Linked DNA regions of Homo sapiens: regions 1 and 2 are each linked to region 3. The links are chromatin contacts, found by Hi-C or POLR2A ChIA-PET in ENCODE. All regions are on one chromosome and are shown on one strand. Each heading gives the region's core, a stretch centred on a gene start or an enhancer-like site at or near the end of the contact. The rest is flanking DNA. Distances are from core to core; before and after follow the strand shown.

What was found. Hi-C counts contacts between places; a loop is a spot of excess contacts on that map. ChIA-PET counts read pairs that join two places held with the same protein, here RNA polymerase II (POLR2A). Pooled maps may share reads with other maps.
Region 1: a map of tibial artery shows a loop between it and region 3 (2.2-fold over the local background). The contact joins the promoter of LINC01738 here to the enhancer-like site in region 3. A Hi-C loop is called at or near these places in 2 of 168 maps with a recorded cell type or tissue (aorta and tibial artery) and 3 of 50 pooled maps.
Region 2: POLR2A ChIA-PET joins it to region 3 with 14 read pairs in CD4-positive, alpha-beta T cell. The contact joins two enhancer-like sites. POLR2A ChIA-PET finds 5 or more read pairs at or near these places in 2 of 52 experiments (CD4-positive, alpha-beta T cell and MCF 10A).

What each region holds. Positions count from the first base shown.
Region 1 is chr1:47,686,659-47,690,137 of GRCh38, forward strand. LINC01738 (long intergenic non-protein coding RNA 1738) reads left to right here and starts at 1,840. Exons shown (of 3, transcript XR_001738040.3): 1 at 1,840-1,924. RefSeq lists enhancers at 182-870, 871-1,559.
Region 2 is chr1:47,476,990-47,480,554 of GRCh38, forward strand. No RefSeq gene overlaps it. Among named protein-coding and RNA genes, the nearest start is that of FOXD2, 41 kb to the left of the region's middle. Within about 2 kb of position 1,347, at least 9 of the 41 ENCODE cell types and tissues checked have a DNase peak (open chromatin) inside an H3K27ac peak, as active enhancers do.
Region 3 is chr1:47,567,899-47,571,620 of GRCh38, forward strand. No RefSeq gene overlaps it. Among named protein-coding and RNA genes, the nearest start is that of LINC01738, 120 kb to the right of the region's middle. Within about 2 kb of position 2,078, at least 4 of the 41 ENCODE cell types and tissues checked have a DNase peak (open chromatin) inside an H3K27ac peak, as active enhancers do; they include tibial artery, where a contact is called at or near this core.

The DNA.
Region 1 (3,479 bases), core at 590-3,089, 120 kb after region 3:
GTTTGGTCCAAGAGGCCTGGCTGGTGTGGGTCAATGAAGAGGAGGTAATATCTTCTTAGGAGACCTCGCACAGGCTCAGTCAGCCCAGGGCCAGGAATTTTTATCACAAACCTAAAGATAAGCACCTCCTTCCCCAAAGGCAGGAGCAAGATCTGTTCCGGCAGGGTGTCAGAGAGGGTTGGGCTCAGGTTTCACTGTCTGCAGATTTGGAAGCTGAATGTACTCCTTAACAGCATCCCCCACCCCATAACGTCCCTCTTTCCCATCCATCCTCCTAGTCCCAGTCCTGGCCCCTGATCTAGAGCTCCCCAGAGAAGAGCAAAGACAGAGTCACTCAGTCAAGACAGACACATGGAGACAGGTTTCCAGAGCTTTCACTCCCACGAGCCCTGTGCAGCCAGCTCAGCACCACCTTAAAGCCCACTGCTTTTCCAATGGATGAGAGAAGGGAATTTACTTGTCTTTTCTTTTCAGTGGCTCCAGATCATACTCCAACTAGCCCTTCCCCACACCTGCGCTGCCCCATACTGACTTCAGGGGTCTGGAGAAAGGACACGGTCACCAGTGTGAAGTACGGGCCTGGTTTCCCCGGGGAGAACAGAGTCAGCCTATCTCCCTGCCCAACCTCACCACCTGAGGACCTGTCCAGGCCCCGTGTCTACACCACACCCCACTAGCCCTTGGCTGGCTCGGCCTGGCAGTGACCACGGGCCCCGGGCTCTCTTCTCTCCACCTTCCCAGGGCCTGGATGGCCTTTGAGTAAACAGATAGCCCAGCGAGGTATGTGATCAATTAGCTTTGCTGAAAATGCAATCATTTTGTTATTCCAAGCTGATGAGAAGGCCTGCTCTCCCAGCCTCCACATGCCAATCAGCCCGTGTCACCGATATAATTTTCCACATAAACACAACCTTTGTGCAACATCTACTCTTGTAAATAGATGTAATTCCCAAACCAAATAACGCACTTGGAGGGGAAATGGATATTATGCATGCAAAAAGAAAAGCCGGCGATTTTTACACTTTCCAGGCAACAAAAGATTACCCCTAATTGCGAACGGGGGAGGGGGTGGCGGCGAAGCAGGGAGGTGGCCCGCTGCTGGGAAGCCAGGGAGGCCAGCTTCCAGGCAGATTTTTTTCTCTCTCTGCACATGTGTGAGCACAGACCACCAGGAACTGCTTAACCGGGGACTTGTCCTGTTTAGGCAACTGGGGAGAACGTGGTTGTTGTTGTTGATATCTTAAAGGAAACGGAGAGTTACTTAATTATAAGGTTTGGTCTCTCTTGCCAGGAGAGACCCCCTCCAAACCCTAAACTATACACATCCTGTTGCAGAACTTCCTCCTACATTCCTGGTAGGGAATGGCCTCGCTGGGTTGTGGAGTGTGTGAGTTCCTCTGAAATGCATTGGTGTGTCTTTCTCAATGTTCTGCTCATTTAAGTGAATCCATAAATTAGACCTTGAAAGCAGCGGAAGTTCTCGGGCAGCCAGGGAGTGAGAACGCTGCAGAACCCACTTATAATCCTGGCCAGGTTCTGGGCACGGGCTGCTCCCTGGGCTCTCTGAATGCTACGGAAATGAAGGCTGGGACGCCTCTCCCGAGCCCCTGGCCTCTCCTCATCCCCTGGCACAAGAGGGAGAAAGCTCTTTGGGGTCACTGTCAGCCCCCTCAGAGCCCCGAGCCAAAGGGAGAGAGCAGCCCGGCACAGGGAACGGCAGGATTGCTGAGCTGCCCCCGTGTGGTGCCAGGGGGCCCAGGGGCCCCACAGGCAACCCCACCCCGGGCCAGGCGGTGTGGCCCACATGAGAGCTGACAGCAGCCTCTGGATGTACTCCCGTGCATCTGGAAGGGGAGAGAATCACAGACGATGTAATTTCAACAAGGACGATTTCGGTCTTTTGCAAAGACCCTTCTATTAGCAGGTGAGTAATCACATCTTGGCCTCAAGAAGGCCTCGATGTTTCCTATAATGCTTCTGGGTCTTTATTTCATCAAGGTTCAAAACAGTGTGTGAGGCGTTAGAAAGGGAGTGTGGGTCTCTATATTGACAGCGAGCCAACACGGGCGAGCGGGAAGGAGCAAGCAGCGTAACCACGGCTCCAGCTCCTTTCCAGGTTCTGTCCCCAGGCCTGGGAGGGGTGGACGGCCCCTAATACTTCAGCTACAAAACATTCTCCTATCTGACCCCCACCCCTCCCCCTGCCCACGGAACTCAGCCTAAGAACCCTCCTCTCTGAGCGTCCATCCGTCCCTGGCTCCCAAAGCCCATCTGAAACTCATTAGCTGCTTGAAATGATTGTCATGGGAGCCCTTGATGGGGAACAAGAAAAGGAGAGGGATACTTTTAAAGGACAGCAATCGGGACCCAAATGCTGGCAGATGTTTGGAAACCTGGCTTTTGAGGAGGGGCCTCCCGGAGGCATGGGGCCAACTCCTCGGCCTGACCCTGGCCAGGCCCCCACCTCCCATGCCTTTGTCTTTCCAGGCAGCTCCTGGAGCACTGGCTGGGTAAAGCAGCTGTCTTCAGGTCTCCTTTGCCACTGAGGAAGAATCCATGGCCATGGGATGTGCTCCAATCTGATTAGGAGGACAGCTGTGGAGGTCCCTTGATTCTTTGTCACTTGCAGCTTAATTCCTGCATTTTGTAGATAAAATGACTTTGTGTTTGTAATAATGATATCATAAAATATGAGACATGTTGGAATCATGATAGCATATAATATTAACGTTTCAGAACTAAGACTCCTTGACATTTAATCTTCAAAATACAGAACATTGAATAAAAAAAAAAATTGTATTGTAGGGTCTTAGAAACCCAGTATGTTAGAATCTTAGATTGTGGGAATTCTTGAAAACTTGATTTAAAAAATCATATAAATGCTTTAGATTTTTAGTAGCATAAAACATTAGAATTCTAGAATTTTAGGATTATGAAATCAGAATTCTAGAATACTAGAATTATAGAGCATTATAAATATAAAAGAATAAATTTATAGAAATACAGAATCATGACCTCTTTCAATCACAGAACTTGAGAATGGTGGAATATTAAATTAAGGAAACAATGATAGAATCTTAGAATTACAGGAGGATATTAGCATCATGGAATGGTAGAATTAGAGAACCATAGTGTTTAGAATTAGAGAATCATAGCAGTTTATAATTACAGACTCATTGGATTATAAACTCTTAGAATCACAGAACCTTAGAATCACAGTGTCTGTTAGAGAAGTATCAGATCTATGAATTACAGAATTTTAGAATTATAGGCTTTTAGACATAGCCTTGAAGAATTTCAGAGGCAAAAAGGGATTTAGAGGCCATTTGGCCCTACTCCTTGCTCAGTCCTATTCACACACACACACACACACACACACACACACATGCGTGCAAGCGCGCGCGAAACCTCTCGGTAACCCTGTGCTTATGTCTAGACAACGCAGTCTAATTTTATCGTTCCTTACATCCCCTAGAGCC
Region 2 (3,565 bases), core at 97-2,596, 92 kb before region 3:
ATATAAACTATATAGATATAGTATATATATGTACTATAACTTTATATATAAAGTTATTTAGTTCTTACTTACAAGAACCTTGGCGGTAGGTATGAATGTGGTACTTAGCTGAATTAGTTTCCTATTGCTGTAACAAATTACTGTAAACTTAGCGGCTTTAAACAACCTAAATTTATCATCTTACAGTTTGGAGTTCAGAAGTCCAAAACAAGTTTCACTGGACTAAGGTCAAGGTGTTAGCTGGGCTGTTGCTTCTAGAGACTCTGAGGAATAATCTATTTTCTTACCTTGTTTAACTTCTAGGGGCCACCTGCATTCCTTGGCTTGTGGCCCCTGCATCTCTCCAATCTCTGCTTCTATCATCACATCTCCTGGTCTCACTGTGACCTTCCTGCCTCCCTCTTATAGGGACCCTTGTGATTACACTGGGCCCACCCTGATAATCCATGATAATCTCTCCATCTGAGATCCTTCATTTAATCACATCTGCAAAGTCCCTTTCACCATGTAAGGTAACATATTCACAGACTCTGAGGATGAGGATGTGGACATCTTGAGGGTGGGGAGCATTATTCGGCCTCCCACACCATCTTGCAGATGAGAAAACTAAGACTTACAAAGGTCAAGGAACTTGCCTAAAGTTCTACAGCCAGTAACTGGCAAGTCCCGCCCTCTTTGGATTTGAGCCTCCAGCTCTTAACCTCAAACAAGAAGACTGCTGGTGCAGGTGAACCTTGAACTAGGTTTTGAAGAATGAATCAGAGTTAAAAAAAGGTGTGTCCAGTGGAGGAATGGTGTATGCAAAAGCAAGCTGAGCACTGGGTGTGCTTTGGTACCATAAAATGCTCAGATTCGCTGGGGGTGCAGGGAGGTGAGACAAGACAGGTAGGCAGGGTCTGGATGGTGGAAAGCCGCCTAGAGCAGGCTACAATGTTTGCAGTTGAATTGAAAGATGTGAAAAACCATTGGAGGATTTCACCTGTATGTCCTGGGTAATCCCTTCCCCTTTCTGACCCTCAGTTTCCAGCTCCTCTGCCCTGATCTGCTTTTTCCCTCCCCACTGTCCCTTTGTCCCCTCCCTTCTCACCCCCTTGCTGCCAGGCCTGGTCCCATCCATCCCTGGGCAGGAATGAGGGCTGGGTGAACTGCCCCCTTCCCCCATCCCCAGGACAGCGACGGTTTCCAAATATCTGTCTGTTGAAATAATGTTCTCTGGGCACTGGGCCTCCCTCCCTCCCTCACATTCCTGGGCGAGCCGGCCTGTTTGGCTTGCTCGGACAAATATTGACTTTCTCTGTCCTTCTCACTCTGGGTCTGTTTAAAAGGCATCAATCTTTGCCGGGGTGTGAGCTCCCTCTCCGTAACCTGTGGCCTCTGCGGTCCTATTCGGGCAGGGAGTGGTAGGGGAGGGGCTCACAGGCTCTGGGGATACCCCTTTCTTGCTTGGCTGCACTATAGAGGCTTTTGGTGCAATGCTGTTCCTTGTCAGCTGCTTTCCACGCGGTCCTGCGTGGGGCCTAACAGCCCACTTATGGAGCCTCTACTTGAGGGTCAGGTCTATGCCCGTGGCATGTGCACTGAGACCTTCATACACATTTCTCTAGACTCCTCAATAACCAGGCAGGAAACCCTGCTGATTCTACCCTCAAACAATTATTCATCATCCAACCACTTCTCAGCCTCCACCGCTACCCTCCAGGTCCCAGACACCATCATCTCCTGGATCTGACTCCTGGATTATTAAGTTAACTTCCTAAATTCTGCCCCACTTCCCTTCAGTCTGTTGTCAATTTTGGAGCCAGAGGGATGGGTGAACATGTTGGTTAGCCTGGCTTAGACCCCCCAGCTCCCCTCCCCTCCTCTTGCTCCTCCTCTCTCCCTTTGGGCCTCAGGGTTTTTCCTCCCACCTGAAAAACTTTGCACGAAACTGTTCTCTCTGCCTGGAACGGTCTTCCCAGATCTGGTAGATTCCCTCCCTTACCTCTTAGTAAAATGTTTCTCTGGCCGGGCGTGGTGGCTCACGCGTGTAATCCCAGCACTTTGGGAGGCCGAGGCGGGTGAATCACGAGGTCAGGAGATCGAGACCATCCTGGCTAACATGGTGAAACCCCATCTCTACTAAAAAAAAACCAAAAAAAATTAGCCGGACGTGGTGGCAGGCGCCTGTAGTCCCAGCTACTCGGGAGGCTGAGGCAGGAGAATGGCGTGCACCTGGGAGGTGGAGCTTGCAGTGAGCCGAGATCGTGCCACTGCACTCCAGCCTGGGCAACTAAGCAAGACTCCGTCTCAAAAAAAAAAAAAAGTTTCTGCCAAAATGTCACCTTTTCAGTGAACCTTTCTTGGACAGCAGTTTTTGCATGGAACCCGCCTTGCCTGGTCCCATCACCTGGGTACCCCCTCTCCCCCGCTGCCTTGTCCTTCTCCTCAGCACTTCCTGCCATCTCACACTGTATCTTTTAATTGTGTGTTTTGTTTACTGTCTGTTTCTCTGGAGGGCAGGGCTTTTTGTCTGCTTCATTCACGGCTGCGTCCACACCTAGAGCAGCAGATGTGTGAATCCCCATTTCGTGGGTGAGAGTTAGTAGGGGTTATGGTGTAACAGCTTTTATTTATTACTCACTTTTTGAGTTTCTTCTATTTATCATTCACTTCACAGACTCTAGCTTGCCAGTGCTCGCAACAACCAATCCATAAGGTGGGCCTGGCTATGGTCACCCTTACATGGGCAAAGAAAACCAAGGCAGTGATGATGGTGTAGGGATTGGTCCTGGCTGGACTGCCACCCAAAGTCCCTCTTCCTGCCTCGCCAGCTGCACCCAAACTGGGTGCGCGTGTGCCACAAAAATGCCAGGATAGGGTGAGCTGGTGTCCAAGCCTGTGAACCTTCACCACCCCTCACCTCTTGGCCTCTCCATCTGTTGCCAGGACTTGCTGATGCATGAGCTCAGACTCATCTTGGCCGATCTTGTCCCAGAGCTTTTGGCCGGGCCTCTTCTCTTTCAGCTTCTCCTTGCTTCAAGTCTCTCTCTCTGCCTCTATCTCTATTCATTGCTCTCTGTCTGCTTCTGTCTCTCTGTCTCACTCTATCTCTTTCTCTCTCTCTGTCTCGGGATCATCCCACCCACACTGCTGCCCCATGCATTGCCCTAAGACCTCCCCTCCATCCTCTTTTGCCCTTTGCTCCGTGGGACCAGAGCTGATCTTCCTCCTGGATTTGAAAGCACTGTGTGATCTGGCTTCAGGAGACTCCCCATCCCCATCCTTCTCTCTCAATGCAGGCTGGCTCCACTGTTTCCCCCATCCACCCTATAGTCATTCCTACCTCTGACTTTGGGATGCCATCTCCTATTTTCTCAATCTAGCTAAATAACCCTCCCCTACCTTTCATGTTGAACAAATCAGAAGAACAGAACAATAAGAATCATACAACAAATACTCCTATGCACTTCATCTAGATCCACCAATCATTAACATATTTCCTCTCTCTCTTCTTTCCTTCCCTGCATCCCTCCTTCCTCCTCACCTCTCTCTCTTCATTTGTGAGTAACAGACCTCACCCCTCAAA
Region 3 (3,722 bases), core at 828-3,327:
CTGGGAGGAGGAGATTTGTACATCTTATGGGCACAAAGTGTGCCATGCCCTACTTTGTGCATGCCCTGTCCTGGGAGGGCCCATTGGCCTTGCCGCCATCAGATTCCACCCCTCAGGCTCTTTACACTGCAACAAGTGGATCCCTCTTCTAGCCCAGATATGGTCCTGCTAGCTCAACACCTCTGGACTGATGCAGTTTCCTTTAGGGTCCGTATTACAAGAGTTCCCACTGGATATAGCTAGGGCTAGAAGTGAGAATGCTGCACTGACAGGGCTGGGCTGTGCAGTCACCTGAGGTTGAATGTACAAAGGGGGACACAGTTCCCAAACCCATTCTTTCCTGCCCTGGGTCTTCTTCTCCCACTTGCATGTCTCATGCATGGTTTAAACTTCCCCACCTCCTACATTATGCTTATACTGTACACTCTCCATTACCTCCTCCAGCCTTCAAAGCTCACAATTGCCAACTCTTCTGGGAGCCTTCCTAGATCACACAGCTGGTATTGGCAGTCTCTGCAGGTCCCTTTTGCTCTGTGTCTGTGTCTTTATATAACCCCTCAGCCTGCCTTGGGTTGGATAGTTGCAACTGATTCTGTAGGTGCTTATTGAGTGCTGCCTATGTGCTAGGCGCTGGAAATACAGCTGTGAGCAAGACAGACATAGTCTGTACTTTCACGGAACTTCCAATCCTTCTTTGCTACTGGAATTAGGGGCTCTTCCACCAACTGGACCTTCTTAAATTTATTAATTTCATTCCCAGTGCCTGACACAGAAATAGCACGGAATAGGTGCTTAATGCATGTTTGAAGGATGGAATTTGTAATCTTGGTTCTTTATGATGCTTTAAAATTAATTTAAAAATAAATCAATTAATTTAAAAATTCAATCTGATTTACCATTCTAATTCAATTTGTTCTGGGAGGAGAGGGGTCCCCCAAGGGGCAGGGTGCAGGCTTGGGACCAGTCCTAGGCTGGTGGGGTGGGCGGGGATGGCCATCCTGTGGTGGTTGTGGCAGCAGCTGCAGAAGTGGACACATCTTTGTCTCTAGCCTTGGCCTGGCTGCCTGCCCACCCTCCCGCCTGCCATCCACATGGTGGAAATACTGACGAACAAGGCCCTTCCTGTCTTCCTCTCTTTCCCCCTTTTCTAAAAATAAGCTGGAACCTTCCCCTCATCTGCCCCCAATTTTCTCCTGCTTGACCCCGACGACCTCATACCCTCAGATGAGGCCACATGTGTGCCCACTGCTGGACAGATGGGCTGACCCCGCAGTGCAGATGGTGGGAGTGAGGAGCCCGCCCTGGCCTCTGCCCCAACCCAGCCGGCCCCTCCAGCTATGCCCTTCCTGGGAACAAAGCACTGGGCCAGCCCCTGGACTGCTGGTGGGATGGGAGAGAACTTGTTTGTAACAAAAATCTCCACCCGGGTTTTATGAACTGTCATGATAATAATAATCGCCCACATTTGTATACAAAGCACTTTCACATCCGTTATCTCCTTTAGTCCATGCAGTAACTCTTTGAGATTGGTATTATTGATAATGCCCGGAATGAACACATTAGGAAACCAGAGAGGTTCATTTACTTCGCTAAGGTTGCATAGCTAGGAAAGAACAGCACCAGGATTCAAATCTATATTTCTCAGATTCAAAATTCTGCCCCTTTACACTCTCTCTCCTGTTTGCCAATGTCTGAAATAGGCAGTGGTTTTGCAACTTTGTGCAGAGAGATTTTTTTTTTTTTTTTGAGACAGGGTCTCCCTCTGTCGCCCAGGCTTGAGTGCAGTGGTGCAATCTCTGCTCACTGTAACCTCCACCTCCCAGTCTCATGTGATCCCCCCACTTCAGCCTCTCAAGTAGCTGGGACTACAAGCATAAGCCACCACACCTGGCTACTTTTTTTTTGTTTGTTTAATAGACGGGGTTTTGCCATGTTGCCCAGGCTGGTCTTAAACTCCCGAGCTCAAGCTATCTGCCTGCTTCAGCCTCCGAAAGTGCTGGGATTACAGGCATGAGCCATCATGCCCGGCCCAGATATCTTCATATCATTCTTTTAGTTGCTATTTGTTGAGTTGGTATTAGTCACCTACTTGTGTGTCAAGCACTGTGCTGGGAGCTCCACCCTGACCCCAAGAGGAAGGAATTATTAAACTCACTTGGAGGAGGAGGAAGCTGAGACTCAGAGATGGAATGCGACTTGCCAAGGTCGTTCCGCGGTGAGACTGGGGCTTCAGTGTTTGGACTGAGGGCTGCCTGACTCCAGAGTTTTTTCTCTGCAAAACAACTCACAACAGTTGGCATCATGTGCTACCTTTTCTTGTTAAGTAATTATTAATAATTTGACAGAACATCTTTTGAGTGTCTGCTCTGTGTCAAGCATATGGACACAGGGATGAGCGAGACCCACACAACCTGCCCTAGTGGGCTTTATGAATTAGTGGAAGATGGACATGTAAATGGCAATTATGGTGCAGAGTGATAAACCATTATTAGCCATAATAGTAAGCTTTGCACAGTGCTTATTGCTCACTGAGGGCCCTCAAGGGAAATCTGGCCATTTCCATGTGATGCTGAAAACGGTCTGCTGGCCTCCCTGTGGCTGCAGCTTCATGTCTGAGCCTCCTGGCCTGGCATCCCAGGCCGTGGTGATGTGGTAGAGCCCACCTCTCCATCTTTGTCCCCTCCTGGCACCCTACCTCACTTTGTGCTCCAGCACCACCTAACTGCTAGAGGTACCTCACACACTGGGAGTTTCTCACCTTGGCTGCTTTATCCTGCTTGGCGTCTGCTGGAAATACCTCCTATCTCAGGCCCCACTTTCTCCTGGTTAACTCTTACCCTGCAAAACTCAGCTCAGATGGTACCGCCTGCCCAGGATACATGCGGTGGTTGGAAGGGGGGGATTTTCCTCTAATTGGAGATGTTTGAGCCAAGGATGGATGATCAGGGCAAAGAGACAAGTCATCTAATTTCTATGAGTTTCAGTTTCCTTTTCTGTGAAGTGGGCTCAAGAATAGGACTTAACTACAGGAAGATAAGGGGATTGCTAGAGGGAAGCACAGTAGCCTGTGGGAGCAAAGTGGAGTGTAACCCAGCCTGTGGGGTCAGGAAAGCTTCCTGGAGGACTCAACACCAAGGAGAAGCCTCAGATGGTATTAACGGCTAACACGTAATTGTGCTTCTTATGTGTGGGGTGCTGCTCTAAGCCCTTTGTGTATGTTAAATCATTTAATCTTTGTGACAACTCTGTGAGGCAAGTGCACCTCATTACACATCAGGAAATTGAGGCACAGGGAGATTAGGGGACCTGCTTAAGGCCACGCAGATAAGAAGGGGCAAAGCCTAAATTCTAACCCAGGCTCTTGGCTCCAGCATCCATGCTCTAGCCACTTACCTACTAAGGAAGGGGAAGAGCAGCGGGGGTGGAACCTAGAGCGCAGCACCAGGGCCATGCTTGTCGTTCCCACACCCTCTCCCCTGCCCCTGCCTCCCAGCCTCCATGCTGGAGTGGGGTCCTGGATGAAGAGTCAGTGGGGTTGTTCTCCTGACTGGGCCCTGGGCCCTCGGATTCATTTCTGCCTGGAAGCCAAGGGGCATCACTCAGTTGGTGAGGAGCTATGACAGAAATGACTCTCTTCTTCCTCCCATTTGCAGGGGCTTTTCATGCCTTTCAAAGCACTTTTCCTGTCTGTGATCTAAGCCTATTTTTACTAATAGAGAAAG